Linked DNA regions of Mus musculus: region 2 is linked to region 1. The links are chromatin loops, found by intact Hi-C in ENCODE. Cell type or tissue: left cerebral cortex. All regions are shown on one strand.

The links. A loop is a pair of places that touch in the nucleus more often than their neighbours do. Peaks named below come from ENCODE experiments on the same cell type or tissue, not always from the same donor. Only the 100,000 strongest peaks of a DNase experiment are listed, where the experiment ranks them.
Region 2: it touches region 1 in a loop (2.5-fold over the local background); 8 of 42 quality-filtered maps call a loop at or near these places.

The regions. Positions count from the first base shown.
Region 1 is chr4:107,934,290-107,942,289 of GRCm38, reverse strand. It overlaps Gm40221 (a long non-coding RNA gene), which reads right to left and starts at 4,819. Exons shown (of 3, transcript XR_867994.1): 1 at 4,767-4,819. In left cerebral cortex, a CTCF peak has its summit at 4,866 (motif pointing left); DNase peaks (open chromatin) are centred at 1,213, 2,848, 3,908 and 4,771; H3K27ac peaks cover 820 bases.
Region 2 is chr4:108,067,139-108,075,138 of GRCm38, reverse strand. Scp2 (sterol carrier protein 2, liver) reads left to right here. Exons shown (of 16, transcript NM_011327.4): 11 at 676-783; 12 at 3,729-3,882. Among named protein-coding and RNA genes, the nearest start is that of Mir6397, 16 kb to the left of the region's middle. In left cerebral cortex, a CTCF peak has its summit at 3,746; DNase peaks (open chromatin) are centred at 2,881 and 3,676; H3K4me3 peaks cover 1,584 bases; H3K27ac peaks cover 543 bases.

The sequences.
Region 1 (8,000 bases):
TCCCAGCCCCCTGTGCCCTTTCCAGAGCCATCTCCATGTCCGTTGTTTGGTGTGGCCTCTCCTCTCAATCCATCTGATGAAACCAGTGGTCCCCTAAGACTCATCACACGTGTAAGCCCAGTATCCAGGAAGCAGAATGACTTAGTCAGGGTTTCTGTTGCTGTGGTGAAACGCCATGAGCAAAAGCCATGGGGAGGAAAGGGTTTCTTTCAGCTTTAAATTCTCAGGTCACACTCCATCACTGAGGGAAGTCAGGGCAGGCCCTCAAGCAGGGCAGGAACGTGGGGTAAAGACTGAAGCAGAGACCACAGAGGGGTGCTGTTTACTGGCTTGCTCCTTATGGCTTGCTCAGCCTGCTTTTCTATGTAGCCCAGGATCGCTTGCCCATGGTGAATGGGCTGCCCCCACCCTGTATCAATCATTAACCATATCAATGAGGAATCAAGAAAACGTCCCACAGGCCTGCCTATAGGTCAATATGGTGAGGACATTTTCTTAATAGAGATTCTCTCTTCTGAAATGACTATAGGCTGTATCATGTTAATGTAAGAAAGCAGCCAGCCTATGGCAAGGGGACCAGTTGTTCAAGGCCATCCTCGGCAGCATAGCAAGTTCAAGGCCAGTCTGGAATGCTGGAGATCCTGTCTCAACTCCCACCCCCTCGTAAAACAACACCAACATAACCACATTCATGCAACCTTCATGCACATCTTAGAGAAAGAACCATTTATCATCATGGTGCACCCACAATGCCTTTCACTCCCCAGCACACGTGGATCACACTGGATATCTGCTCTCCACAGCAGGACTGCATCCCCCTCAGGGAGGGGGCCATGTCTTGCCTTCACTCTCCTGTAGGCCACTGTCCTGGGATGGTTACATGATTGGAAGCAGAGACTTAATTTCCTCTGGCTTGCTCCTTGTGGCTTGCTGTAAGGGTTGGTGCCTAGGTGGGTAAAGAGCTTGTTGAACAAATTGGAGGATCTGAGTTCAGATCCCTAGAACCCACATAAAATCCCAACATAGTAGCACACATCACTCACCAGGCATGCCCTACGGGGAGGTTGGAGAAGAGGTGGGAGGTGGACACAGGAGAATCTCAAAACCTGGAAGATCAACTACTGTGGCATATGTGGCTGTAAGCAAGTGACCATTTCTCAAAGTGGACGGCAAGGCTCAACACCCAAGGTTGTTCTCTGGTCTACACAGTTGCACTCCCACACATGAACACTCACACACACACACACACACACAAGCACACAAGAGTAAATTAAATATGTAGGAAATACTGCAGTAGAGCTATGGAGGGGCTCGGGGAGCGGTGCAGCGCTGGGTGCCAGCAAACTTTCAGTTGGCGTGAACTAGTACAGAGGATTTTAACTGCTCCAGAAATAGAGCATACCAGTGCAGTCTGTATTCCTAGTGATTGAAATGGGTGCAGTAAAGAAGCCAAAATAGGGCTGCCTTGTCTGGCCTCAGGAGGAGAGGATGCACCTAGCCCTGCAGAGACTGATGTGCCAAGGTTGGGAGATACCCAGGTGGGCCTCCACCCTCTCAAAGGAGAAGAGGAGGGAGTGGGGGAGGGACTGTGTGAGAGGGATTAAGAAGAGGGGAGGCAGTGGTCATAGGGATGTAAAGCAAATAAACAAATATATTAATGGGGAAAAAAGAAAACTCATGCTTTCGGTAATACTGCTTAATAAAATTCTACAGACTGCTTAAAAAGAAAAGTAAAAAGTAAAAACAGACACACTCTGTGGGTAAAAAGGGAAAAGTTTAGTCCAAATTGCCAAGGGTGTCTCTAGGGAAAACAGAGAGACCAACTGAGGGTGGCGGTGGGGGTGGAGAGTAGGGGACTGGGGATACAGGGTGTCATATTTCCAGGGTTTAAAGGAGAACGGCTACCTGGGTGGAGGGGAACATGTAAACTGGGGTGGAGAACAGGTGTGTAACAAGTATCTGTTGAGTAGAGATTGAAGGAGCCTAGAAGCAACCACAGGTCTAGGATATGAGAATGGGCACCTCAGGCATATGTTAATGGAAGAAAAGGAGAACCCTTCCTTTAAACAGGTAGAAGCTATTTTCCGAAGTCCCTGATAGGGTGCAGGCTTTTTTCTAAAGGCTAGACTTTGGGAAAAGGGATATCTTGGGACCAGACACCTAGCACTCAGGAGACTGAGACAGGAGGATTACAAATTCAAGGCCAGTCAGAGTTACATGGTCAGACCTTGTATAAAAATCAAAAGAGAAAGGGGAGGAAGAGAGTGAGAGGAAGAGGAAGTAGAGAGGACCAGGAAATGAGGAGGAAGGGGAGACAGAAGAGGAGGCGGGGGCTCTCCTCTTGTGTGAAAGCATCAAGGCCTAAGGACACACAGCAGATACCTCAGAGAGGGATTTGAGGTTAACAGTGCCCCACTCCTCCTCTGCCCAGCTCTGAGGGAGAGAAGAGAAGGGCAGGCTTGGAGAGGGAGAGCTCTCTGCCACTATTCCAAGTGGCTCCAAGGTCCTCTTTCACATCCCCTCTTGCCTTCTCCATCCTGTCCCTCCATCCCAGAAGCTGACCTATGAAGACACACTAGGGCTGGTCTTCAGCTTCAGGTGGGGTGCACGCAGATCATGAGGGTAGGATTAGAACGAAGAAGACAGGAAAGTGGGGTTGCCATATATCCCACTGCTGTCTTCTTCTGGGGCCACCTAAGGCTGGGTATATTCTGAGCAAGGTCACATGGCCTCTCCATGCAAGTAACCACTGCAGAGGTGGCAGGCCTTGGTGATGATGATGCCCATGTTACTAGGCAACTTAGGGACTCCCTAGTTATGAGTCCTTCACATCTTTGTAAGCCTGACCTTTACTCAAATGTCCTCAAATAGCCAATTTGAACACACCACCTGTTCCCTGCCCACTCCACCCTCCACCAAGAAGATGCACATTACTGTCCTCCTTAAACCTGGTGGGTGAGATGTAGGGAGGGGAGGTACAGGAAGGGGAACCCAGAGAACTGATCCCACTTCCTCTCTACAAGTGTGACTGACTACAGGGCTGATAGAAGAACACATTAGGTGGAAGACTTGCTCGGGCAGAATGGGGCCAATGGTCCCCTGAATTTCCCTGAAGTAACTGTGTGTGTGTGTTCATACATGTATGTGGAGAGACAGACAGACACAGCATGTCTCCCACAGATGGACTGTTTAAATCAGGACACAGCTGAATAAATCTTTACATTCTTTGATGGTTAATTTTTTATATCAATTTGGCTGGACCACAGTGCTTAGATAATTGATTAAATATTATTCTGGATGCTTCTGCCAAGGTGTTTGCAGTCAGATTGACATTTAAATATATGATCTTTGGGAAAAGGAATTTGCCCTCCATCAATCAGCTTGTCTGCCTCCCTGGGAGATTTGGGGAACTTTACTACCACATATGTGCAAGCCAATTCCATGTGAACATCAGCCTCTCTCCACACACACTCTGCAGGTTCTGTTTCTCTGGGAAATCGTGACTTATACAGATGCCTTCCCCATCAATGAGTCAATATGGGATCAATCGATGGCAGCCTACCTGAGGCTTCATTTGCCTGGGTGATTGTCACCTCTTGAGAGCCATGCAAGTCATTGGAAAGCAGAGAACCTGCTCAGTATTCAGTAGACTGTCACCCTCTACTGTCACTTCTACTGTCACCCACTACTGCCTCCACTAGTCCCACCCTACCTATTTGCCTATTGACTGACCCTTTTCCCTGATTTTTTCTTCATTTGCCCCCACCTCTGTCTGAAACATATAAAGCCTACAATGGGCAACTTAGGCTGACTTTTAGTTTCCATCTTCCCACTCAGATTTTGTTCCACTTCTGGGCATGCAGAACACTTCTTACCATTCACACTGTTCAAACTGCATGCTCTCCGGGCATTGTGCCCTGTGTTAGGACCAACCACACGGTCCCAGGCTTCAGGATACCCAGAGCCTAGAAAAACCCAGGTTGGAAAGAGATGAATGTGTTTATGATTGGCAGTGCCCCAAGACCACACTGGCTTGGGAGAGGAATGCTCCCTCCCCTACACCTCCAGGAAAGCCCAAATGTTCTTCCTGAATTTCAACCAGGAATTGGCAAAAGACCAAGATCACTGATTCTTTGGGTCAAGCAATCAACACATGGGCCAACACAAGAAGACACCGGGGAACTCCATCTTGGGGTTGGCAAGCTCAGAGTAAGGATACTAAAGAAAAGATGGCTCACAGTTAAAAAGCATGCCCTCTGTCCCAAGCCTCTGTAGGGAATACCCAGTTAGCCCTTGGAATTGTGTAGCTGCAACCCCATTTTACAGAAAAGGAAATGAGAAGCAGGGAACTCATGACTTGACAATGAACCACTGCTTAGTAGTGATGGGGTCAGGATTTAAAGCCACAAAGTCTCACTCCATGGCCTTTGAGCTTCCCTGCTGGACAAGCAGCTAACCCAGGGTCTCTATAAGGAGTTCTGAGCAAGCAGCCAAGAACAATCTCTTGCAAACAGGACAGGGTATTTCCAGTGGATGTGCTTTCCGGAGAGCATCCTTCTGTAAGCTCTTAGCATGTTCTCTGCTTTCTGCATTGGGAAGCTTGAGGCGTCCAACCTCCCCACAGTTGTGACTAATGATGGCACAGCTGCATTTGTGAGCACACACAGTAGTCCCAAGGCTTCTGGAGTGTCTGGATGACATCAGTATAAGATACTTAAAGAGAATTTAAATGCACAAGAACTAAATAAACTCCCACCATTACTCACCGAGATGCTGGCGTGTATAAACAACAGCTTGAGGAGATGCAGCTGGCAGCCCAGGCCCAGGGATTTCTGTTTACCAGCTAAAGTGGTGCCCCCGCGTGGCCAGACTGCAAATACTATTTGCAATGGACTTGGATAGCCCCTTTGAAATTGCATTGTAATTAACGTTTATTTAAATTGAGAAGAGTTATATATTTTAAAGTTACAGACACATGATCAAAATGTATTAGTATTTTATACAGCAGGATTTTATATTCCAACAACTTAAACTTGAGTCAGTTGCCCATGCCTGTGAGGGCTGTGGTTTGGGTGGGTACCATGCATTTGAACTTGATGGGACTTTAGGAAGGAGGAGCTAGGAGGCTCCTGAGAATAAGGGCCATGCAATCCGGGTTTGGGAGGGGTTTTCTAAAAGAACTGACAGAAGTGGACAGCAGAGGCTGTTGTGGTGACACATGCTTGCAATTCCAGCACTCAGGAGCTGGAGGTTCAAGGCCATCCTCCATTACATAGCACACTTGAGGCCAGCATGGGCTACGAGAGAGAGAGAGAGAGAGAGAGAGAGAGAGAGAGAGAGAGAGAGAGAGAGAGAGAGAGAGAGAGAGAGAGAACTACAGCTTGGGAGGAGGCACAGGGCCAGGTCATGGAGGGCCGGCTATTCCTCTCAGGGAGTGGATTGTGCTAGAAGGCAAATCCCTGACTTTAGGATGATTAGGAATCACAGAGCCAGACCCAAGGAGAGAAAACACAAGGAACAGGGACACTGGTCAGCAGACAATTGCCAAGCGGCTCATTTGTTCTTCAGAGATTGACTGAGCCGCTGACTTCATTCCAGACACGGCTCTCTGGGCATTCCAGCCACAGACAATATAGGAAAAGACTCTGGGAGGTTCTGTTTGAGATGATGCTGAGGGCCACGGGAAACAACAAAGCAGGAGCAGAAGACAGAGAATGTGGACGTGAATAGTTCTGGACTTCCTATAAGGTGTTGGGGAAGGCCCTGGCAAGAGGCTGAGTAAAGGACCAATGGGAGCAAGGGGGTCCAGGATCCCAAGTCCCGGCAGAAAGACCAGCAAGGGCAGAGCCCAGCAGCACGGAGGCCAGGAGACTAGAGTGACTGGAGCAGAATCAAGTCCCGTGAGGTGAGTGTGTGTGTGTGTGTGTGTGTGTGTGTGTGTAAGAGAGAAAGACACACACATACAGAAAGTGGGGAGGGAGAGGGAGAAGGAAAAGTAGAGAGAACAGATACTTAACATTTAACATTCAGACTTTGTGGTCTCTTAGAACTGGCTATGCAACTTGGCCACAGTAGTATGAAGCAGCTGCAGATTATGTGAAAGGATGGAGCGGGGCAGGGGGAGGGAGGTGCCTTAGAGATGGGGGGTGGGGGTGGGGGGGAGGGGAGGTGCTGCAGAGATGGCTCAGTGGTTCTGAGAGCTTGCTGCTCTTCTAGAGGATCTGGATCCCATTTCCAGTACCCATGTCGGATCGATTATAACCATCAGTAACTCCAGTTCCAGAGGATCTCATGCCTTATTCTGGCCTCCATGAGCACACATGAGTACACACACACACACATACACACTCATACCCACACTCACACTTATGTATATACACGCATCATGAAAATTAAATACTGGGCTGGGCATGGTGGTGCACGCCTTTAATCCCAGCACTTGGGAGGCAGAGGCAGGCGGATTTCTGAGTTCGAGGCCAGCCTGGTCTACAGAGTAAGTTCCAGGGCAGCCAGAGCTACACAGAGAAACCCTGTCTCAGAAAAACCAAAAAAAAAAAAAAAAAAAAAAAAAAGAAAGAAATACTTCTTTTCTTCTTTTTAAAGAGTGGGTAGGACTGCATCCCAATAAAACTCCCTAGACAAACATGGCAACAGAATGGCCTGACAGTCATGGTTAATCCCCAGTGTTGACACTGTGGCCATTATAAGGCTTTAGTTTCACTGTGAGTGAGCTGGGCGAGCCACTGAGGGGCTTTAAGTAAAGAATGGGCCTGCTCTGACATTTCATTCATGACTTTGGGTGCTATGTGTGACCAGATGGTCAGAGAGCCAAAAGGAGAAGTTGGAGTCTCACTTCACTTCCTCCCATCTGAAGGACGTGGGAAAGTCATTCAGCCTCTCGGGGCTTCTTCAGGCTCCTCCCTTGTAAAGTGGAGAAATAATAATACCATGTCACAGGGCTGAGGTGAAGAGGCAATGAATTAATGTATGTAAAGCACATGGAAAGTGCCAGGCACACAGTATGATCCCACAGAGGCCATGATGGTTGGAACTAGTCAAAGAGACAGACGGTGACTGGAGGGGCTGGAGAGATGGCCCAGCACTGGCTGCTCCTGCAGAGGACCTGAGCTTGATTCTCAGCACCCATGTGGCAGCTCACACGTGCCTGTAACTCCAGTCCCAGGCGATCCAGTGCCCTCTTCTAGCCTCTGTGAGCACTGCATGAACATAGACATATGTAGGCAAACCTCGAACATGTGTAAAAATAAAGTTGAGAAGTTTTTTTTTTTTTTAAGAGACTTGTTTCTAGAGATGTTCCCATGGAAATGCAAACAGAACTTCCTAAAATCTTTGAGTGAGACAGAATTCAAGATTCGAACTTTATCACTTTTCTTCCTGAGTCACTGGGAATATGGAGTCACTTTTTGGTTTGGTTTGGTTTTAAGCTGTGGGGAAATCAAGGCTGTAGGTATGTCCATCTGGCTCACACACTGGGGGCTCAAGGAAGTGAAACGGAACCATTAGAGATGATTGGAGTGGCCTGGCCAGGGAGAGAGAATAAGAGGTGACCTGAGGGGCTAGAGAGAGATGTCAGGGAGAGAGAGATGGTGGGGAGAGGGAAGGTGGGGAGAGGGAAGGTGGGGAGAGATGACAGGGAGAGAGGGATGTCAGGGAGAGAGAGATGGTGGGGAGAGGGAAGGTGGGGAAAGGGAAGGTGGGGAGAGATGCCAGGGAGAGAGAGGTGCCAGGGAGAGAGGGATGTCAGGGAGAGAGAGATGTTGGGGAGAGGGATGGTGGGGAAGGGGATGGTGTGAAAGAGGCTGAAAACCAGACGGTATATCATATTTAAAAAAAAAATTGGGCTGTGAGATGGCTCAGTGGGTAAGAGCACCCGACTGCTCTTCCAAAGGTCCAGAGTTCAAATCCCAGCAACCACATGGTGGCTCACAACCATCCATAACGAGATCTGATTCCCTCTTCTGGAGTGTTCTGAAGGCAGC
Region 2 (8,000 bases), 130 kb before region 1:
GTCAGATCTCATTACAGATGGTTGTGAGCCACCATATGGTTGCTGGGAATTGAACTCAGGACCTCTGGGAAGAACAGTCAATGCTCTTAACCACTGAGCAGTCTCTCCAGCCCCATTTTTGCTTTCCAAGACAGGGTTTCCCGGCTATCCTAAGATTTGCTCAGTAGGCTAGGCTAGGCTCAAACTCAGAGATCTGCTTGCCTCTGCCTTCCACGTGCTGAGATTAAAGGCATATACTACCACAGCCAGCGTACTTTTTTTTTAATTAAAAAATATATATATCACACAGTTTTACAACTGAAACAAGAGAAAAAATAGATGCCATTTTGGAAAATTAAAACTTTTGAAACCATAATTTTTAGTTAAAATGTTACAGAATATTTATTTTGACCACATCAGTTCTTTTCTGCCTCTCTGTTACAGTCAGGGCAATTTGGAAACCACAGGGCTATTAGGAACTACCAAGTGCTTATTTCATGCAATCCATTCTTGAAAGATAAGCCTTTATGTCTCAATATTATTACTCAACACTTAGAAGCATTTGCAACACTTAATTAAGTGCTTAAGAAATGTTTATATTAAGAAATCCTTGGCTATGTGGAAGAATTAAACAATCATGCCATCTGCCCAATGTTATATTTTAACATTTGTGAATATTAACTTTTTCTTCCACAGGACAAGGTGGAACCCTGGTGGACAGAGGGGACAACACTTACGGAGGAAAGTGGGTCATCAACCCTAGTGGAGGCCTCATCTCAAAGGGACACCCACTGGGCGCAACAGGTGACAATGCATTCTTGTCAGAATTATACTTTAGGCCCTAATCTGTTGTTTTTTGGTTTTGTTTTGTTTTGTTTTTGTGAACGTATATGTGCACATTCATGTTCCATGGCACACAAGTGAGAGAACTGGCTCTCTCTTTCTAATTTTATGCAAGCCTGGGGATAAAACTCGGGTCACCCAGCATGGTGGCACATGTCTTTATCTGCTGAGCCATCTTTCTGACCACTGTTTTCATTGTCTGAGACAACCCAGTCCCAGGTTGACCTATATGAATCACTATATGATTCAGGACGACCTTAAACTTAAAGCAGTCCCCCTACCTGCCCCTCCCAAGTGCTGGGATGATAGGTGTGAGCCACCATGAGTGGCTGAAGTCTGTGATTTCAGTGTGCTTGCATTCTTTGAACTCAGATGGTGACGGGTTTTTAATGCTTTTTAACTGCAGTCATTTGATTTCTCGTTAGCTGCAGTGCACTTAGCTAACAAGATGTTTCCTAACAGAGAGCTTACTAGAGTCACCAGGTAAGATGGTTCCAGATGAACACATTGTGTGTTGTTGGATGCCTCCTTAGCACTGCATGGAACTCATTTTCTCTCGAGAAAACTGGACTAGGAATTCTGAAATTAAAATTTTACTATGGCTTCACTGCCCACTGGAAATTAATCACTTTGACTGTTAAATCTTTAGCTAAAAAAATTGACATCTTCTGTATTGGAGTTTCTAAGGTAACTTAGTGGTAAAACTCTGTGGTTTATTTCTGTAAAGACAGATGGTATTGTATAGATGATTGTGTTTCTTCTTTATCTTATCGTGTCTTATTGATTAGTGGACTATTTTAAGTTCTTGCAGTTTTACAATAGAGAAGTTATAATTAACAATCTACTTATTAGTTAACTTTATTGTATTTCTACTTAAGATTCAAAATTTCAGCGGGGCTTGGTGATGCACATCTTTAATTCCAGCAGTCAGGAGACAGAGGCTGAAGGATCTCTGTGAGTCAGTTGAAGCCAGCCTAGTCTACAGAGTGAGTTCCACAACAGCCAGGGCTGTTTCCAAAAACCAACAATAAACGACACCAATGAAACACTCAAGATTTCATAAGCTTATAATGCAGTAGAAAATAGAAGAGCTAGATGTTGTGTTGGGGGAGGAGGAAGGAAGGCAGTGTGTCAGGGTACGGGTGCTGTTGCTTTACGGTAGGATACTGTGCTTGACTTGTTTAGGATATAGAAGGCCCTGGGTACCAAAGTCTTCCAGAAAAAAGATAAATGAGGGTTGGGCCAGGCGGACAGACTGAGCACACCAGCTAGCTGCAGTGTGTGCACTGCCTTGCTGCTGTGTTCTTCTTTTGTTTCTTCTTTGGTTCATTTATTATCATTTAAGAAATGATATAAAATAAATTTATATCATTTATTCATTTCTCTCTTCTATGGAACCATTTCTCTATGAAAGTCTGTCACAGATGCTCAGGGGTGTGATGGAAGCATCTTCCATTTGCCAGAGTCTGCCCTCCAGGGTTGTCACACCCTCATATTTAATTTAAGTCTTTTGCAAGATTTATTTTAATTTCACTTATGTATTTATTTTATTCATTTGTTTGTTTATTCAAGACAGGGCTTCTCTGTGTAGCCCTGGCTGTTCTGGAACTCACTCTGTAGATCAAGATGGCCTCAAACATAGATTTGCCTGCCTCTGCCTCCTGAGTGCTGGGGTTAAAAGCATGTCTCCCCCCAACCCCACCTTGGTTTATTTTTAATTATGTGTGAGTGTGTATATTTACCATCAAGATATAAAGGTCAGCTGGGCACTGGTAGTGCATGCTTTTAATCTGAGCACTTTGGGGAGGCAGGCAGATCTCTGTGAGTTCTAGGCCAGCCTGGTCTACAGAACTAGTTCCAGGACAGACAAGGCTACACAGAGGGGTAGAGGTGGGAGGGACTACATGTCTTTATTGAACCTTTAGAGATATCTTGCTGTGTAGAGATATCATTTCTGTGGCTCATAGGCACCACAGGTGATTAGGTCTGTTGATCCTGGCCCTCCTCCCACTTCCAGCTTGCATAGCATAGCACCTTCTGGTACTATGAAAGCTAGGCCCCAGGAGGCTTTTGGATTAGTTCCAGCTCGACTTCTCGAGTCCTGTGTTCAAGTGTGTGTGCTATCTTTCGCAATAGACACTTACCTTTGACTTCTGGGATGAAATCAAGCTTGATCTCCCTGGACCAAACAATTCATGCATGGCACAGGGCTTTTTATTAGATAGTCTGTGGCTCCTGGAACGGGCACTATTACCCCAAGTGGTATGGCATCACTTAAACAAAGTGTATATACATATGTATGTATGCAAATACACTTATATGTATTACATGTATTTTAAGTAAATATAAAATAAGAATTCCTTATGACTACTTCAAATATTTTTAGTGTTGTAGATCATTCCCTACGCCCACCTCATTTTCCCACTTCATATCACAAGCATCTTGAGTTCAATTTGATCTCATTGCTTTTTCAAAATGTCCCATCTCAAAATTTTCTTTCACTTTTTATTTTATTTTATTTATTTATTTATTTGAGACAGAATCTTGCTGTGGCATTGGCTGTCCTGGAACTCAAACTGTAGACCAGGCTGGCCTTGAACTCTCAAGAGATCCGCCTGCCTGTCTTCTGAGTGCAGGGTTTAAAAGTGTGCACCACTAGACACTGTGTTTTCCATTTCAACACACCCGGAAAAAAATGGGTTGAAAATGCAAGTGTTGATTTCCTGAACTCGAGTCTTTCTTAAATGCTAATTCTCTTAGCGTGGGAACTAGCTGTGAATCTTGGGCTTTAAGCTCTGCAGGCGTGCGTGGCTTTGGCGGGAAGTCCCAACTAGCGGCTCGCTGGCGCGGGTGGGCGGAGTCTGCGCTCTAACGCGGCCCGGGACGCTCTGTGCTCGACTCGCCAGGTCTGGCTCAGTGCGCGGAGCTCTGCTGGCAGCTGAGAGGCGAAGCCGGAAAGAGGCAGGTTCCCGGGGCAAAGGTGGCTCTGCAGCACAATCTAGGCCTCGGAGGAGCTGTGGTTGTCACCCTCTACAGGATGGGTTTTCCCGAAGCTGCCAGGTAAGTGACATTCTAAGTTCTGTCACTTTTGTCCTCATGCTTTACAATAAGTGACGCTTGCATATTAAAAAAAACAAACAACAACAACAACAACAAAAACCAAACCCCAACCACATATTAAGCATTTAAGGGAAAGTATGACATAACTTCGTTAACGTGGTTTTAAAAGTTAAGACTTAGTTTTTAAGCCGAGACAACCTTAGGAAAATTTGTTCAGAAAGAGGCAGCGAAGCCAGGAGTGCTGGCCCACAAGCCTGCGGAATGTAGACTAGTCACCTTTTGCTTGCCTTTCTCACAGTTGGCTTTCTCCTTGGCTTCTGGCTGCTGTCAGAGAAAGCCACCAACTACATGTGCCATTGGAACCTGGAAAATGTGTTTCTGAATCAAGCCCTCGTTGCTGTTGGAATTCCAGGGGCTTGCTTGCTTCCTGTCTTTGCAGTCTCTGCCTCTGTCGTTACCTCTTGTCCCAGCCTTCTGGGATTCCTGTTTTCCTTGCAGCCTCTCCGGGTTCTCTTCCTCCTTTTCCAAGGCCCAGCGTTCCTCTGTGTGCGTGGTTTCCAACCACCTGTACTAGCTACTATGTATACCCTCTTGAATCTTCCTAGCATTCCCTCCACTGGCTCCTTGCCCCTGTTATCTTACACCAGAGAATCTTTCTTAGTCCACAAAATCTTTTTTTCCTCTTGCTTTAATTATTCTCTTTCATGATGAGCCTTTCGCAGTGAACCACCTCAGGGTCTGTTTGGAGGTCTGGTGTGTTCTGAGTTGATTATCCTTGGCTAGCTATGTCTTTCCTCCTTTAACCACCCTGTAACTTTTTAACACGAATGTGCTCCTTTTCTCTTGAAATTCCTGGTGATTACTTAATCGTTTTCTTATACAGTTTGTCCTACAAAGGATAGGGGCCACTATCTACTATATAGTCTTTAACTTTTACAAACTTCGGGATGGTTTTTCCTCTCTCTGGTCTCACTCTTCTTTTTCTGCCCAGAATTTTGTTTTTGTTTCAAACATTAAGATAACATCTTAAACTTAAGAGTTTCTTCTTTCAAATACCCATGCTCTTTTGCAGTCCTTAGAGGGCTCATCTTGTTTCTTCCTCAATCTGATTCATCAGTTCTATGCTGATGACCCTGGAACACCATGCAGTTCACACTTGAGATGAAACCCCTTAGGGGAAAAATAATCAAGCTATGAAAAGCCAACACAGTCAGTATAATTGTCATAGATATTTCGTTTTCTTTAGAGTAAAATTAGGAAGTTTGTCCACAGCCTTTTTTTTTTTTTTTAAGCAGTCTCACACCTTAGACCAGACCAGGCTAGCTTTGTATTAGAGGCAGTGAGTTTCTTGCTTCACCATTTTAGTATGTGCCTGCAAGTTCTCACATGTAAAAGGTGCAATGTATAATTTCCACCATAGGTGAGGTCCACAATGATTCTATGACCCGCTTCCCTAGTCCTTTGGTTCTTTTTCTCTCTGCTGAGACAGGGTCTCACTATGTAACACTGTCCTGGAACTCTGTGTGAACCAGGCTGGCCTCAAACTCATGAATCCACCTGCGTCTGCCTCCCAAGTCCTGGGATTAAAAGCATTCGCCCAGCCAGCTCTTTATTTCTTTGTGTAGGTTTCCAGCAGCCCTTACTCTGCCCATCTTGCAACCCCTGCTCTGTTTGCTGCCTCTGTAGTTTGCCAGTGAGATCATAAAAAGGCAAATTATAGAGGCACTCTTAATTTTAGCTCCCATTGATGATATTCTGCTCTAAGGAAGAAATTTCCCTCCTTTTCCTGTCTTTAAGTGTATTCATATACACTGCATGAAGTCACAAGGCCTTATTTTATCCTTGAGATCACAGTCCTTTAGTATCAATTATTTTGTTGCAGTGACTGCCCCTGGTTTGGCCAGTGGGGACCCTCTCAAGGTGACCCTGTGTCCCCGAGTCTGTGTAGGCCTTCCTTTCTCTCTTTTCTGGCTCGAGAAGTTACTCCAATCTCTTCTTCCACTTTGTTTTTACAGTTTTTAGTATTTATGTGCTTTTGGGCTTGGCTATGCAGTAAGTGAAGGCACCAGCCCCCCCCCCCCCCCAAGCTGGGATTACATAGGTGGTTCTAAGCTGCCTGATGTGGGAACCACATCTGGGTCCATGTCCGCAGCCCCTCTTGTCCTTTCTATGGCCCATGCCTAGCCCCGTCATTTCTCCAAGGAGTCTTGGTTTCCTTTAGTGGAAAGTGATGCTGAGACACCCACCATACATGGCTGCTGGCTAGCTCATCCTTGCCACTGCCAGGCCTTCTCAGGAGACACATATGTGAATTATATTAGTTTAGCTTGTTTTTAAGTAGAAACTTAGGGGTAATATTAGGTGGCTTATGTGTTGTTAATACTCACCACTGGTTTTTAGCAGTTAGAGCAGGAATTTAGAAAACTAGTTAAGCACCATTTGTAGATGGTGTCACTTTTGTTTTGTGGGGTTTTATTTATTTATTTATTTATTTATTGGTGGTTGTTTTCCAGGCAAAGAGGGAGAGGTGACCAGAAAGAGCAGCCTTCTAAGTTTTTGATCACACTACCTGTTAACCTTTTCATCACTTAGGAAATATTGAAAGCATTCACTTTAGAGTTCAGAAAACTACTGGAGTGCACCCACCCTACCCTGCAGCCGCTGGACGAACTGTGAATTTCTTCCCCAGTGGATTTGCCCTTCTTCTTTGCTGTGCCTCTAGTTCAGGCCTCTGGTTAAGTGGTTGAAATGGTCTTATTGAATTCTGGTATCACTCAGGAGTTTGGGAAAAGTGACCTTGACTTTTTAGTATAACCTGGGAAATACCCCTTGACACAGTCCACAGCTTGGTTAAGGGGCATCTATTGCATTCCCATCATATCCCAGAGAGGTTTCTTGTAACACCCAGGCTTCCAGTTGTCCGTCCTGTCATATGGGCTCATCTGCCAGCTCTGAGGTCAAAGGGACTTGCTGATTGTCTGGGAACTTTGCTCCCCAGTGTTTGCATGCATTTCATAACCCTCTCTAATCAGAACAGGTGATAATTTTAAAACATTTTCACTCTCCTCCGCCCCTCAACCCCCAACACATAGCCTAAGTGCTTTCACTTCCAGTCTGTCCCACTGGTAGTTTGACAACTGCACACAAACTCCCTGTCTCTGGATTTGCCTACTCTGCATATTTCATATAAAGGAAGTCAAATGGCATTATTCTTTCATGACTGGCTTCTTTGGTTGAACGTGTTATTTTCAAAGGCTGAATACTACCCCATTTGCATGAAAGCTCCCCTCTCCATACCCTCGACCTCACTGTCTTTTATGAGCAGTCCTCCTGGGTGTGATACCTCACAATTTGGTTCACATCTCCTCAGTAGCTAATCATTTTCTGAACACCATTTCCTCTTATTCCCGCTTATTCGCAATCTGTGTGTCATCCTTGGAGAACTGTCCCTCTGTCAGTGCCTTTAGTAACGGAAAAACTGGGTTATTGAGTTGTAAAAGTTCTTTAACAACCAGATCCCCTCCCTCCATTTTCTTTGTTTCGGTGGGGTTTTGCAGTGTAGTCCAGGAAGGCCTTATCCACCTGCTTCTGACTCCCGAGTGGTTTTACAGGCATGAGCCACCATGCCTAGTCCAACCACCACTTTCTGAAGGCTTGGTATGTGCCTTGAACACACTAGGTGCTTTGGCTTGCTGGGTATTAAACCCAGGGGGTTGTGTGCTAGGAAGGTGCCCCAGCACCGAGCAGCGCTTCCCCATCTAAAACCCCGCATACCGTGAAGTACCAACTCTGAAGATATGTGGGTGATCAGCTAACCAAGCTAGGTGTTAGCTGGTTCCTGTTTCATGACTTCTCTGCACTCCCAGTCTGTGACACCACCGATACAGAGCTGAGGGCCTTACAGTGAAACTTCCCTCTTACCTAGTGGGAATCCAAACACAGACGAGAATGTTCTTTAGTCTGTAAGCCCTTTCCAGCATTAATGGTGGTAGATTTAGTCCAGTAAACTTGTGTTTACCAAATTCAAGTAAAAACCAATTACAATTTAATTTCTACTAGAATTTTGTATCTAGAGTTGTAAGAATTTAGGCATTGTTGTATGCAGGTGCCTGTATTAT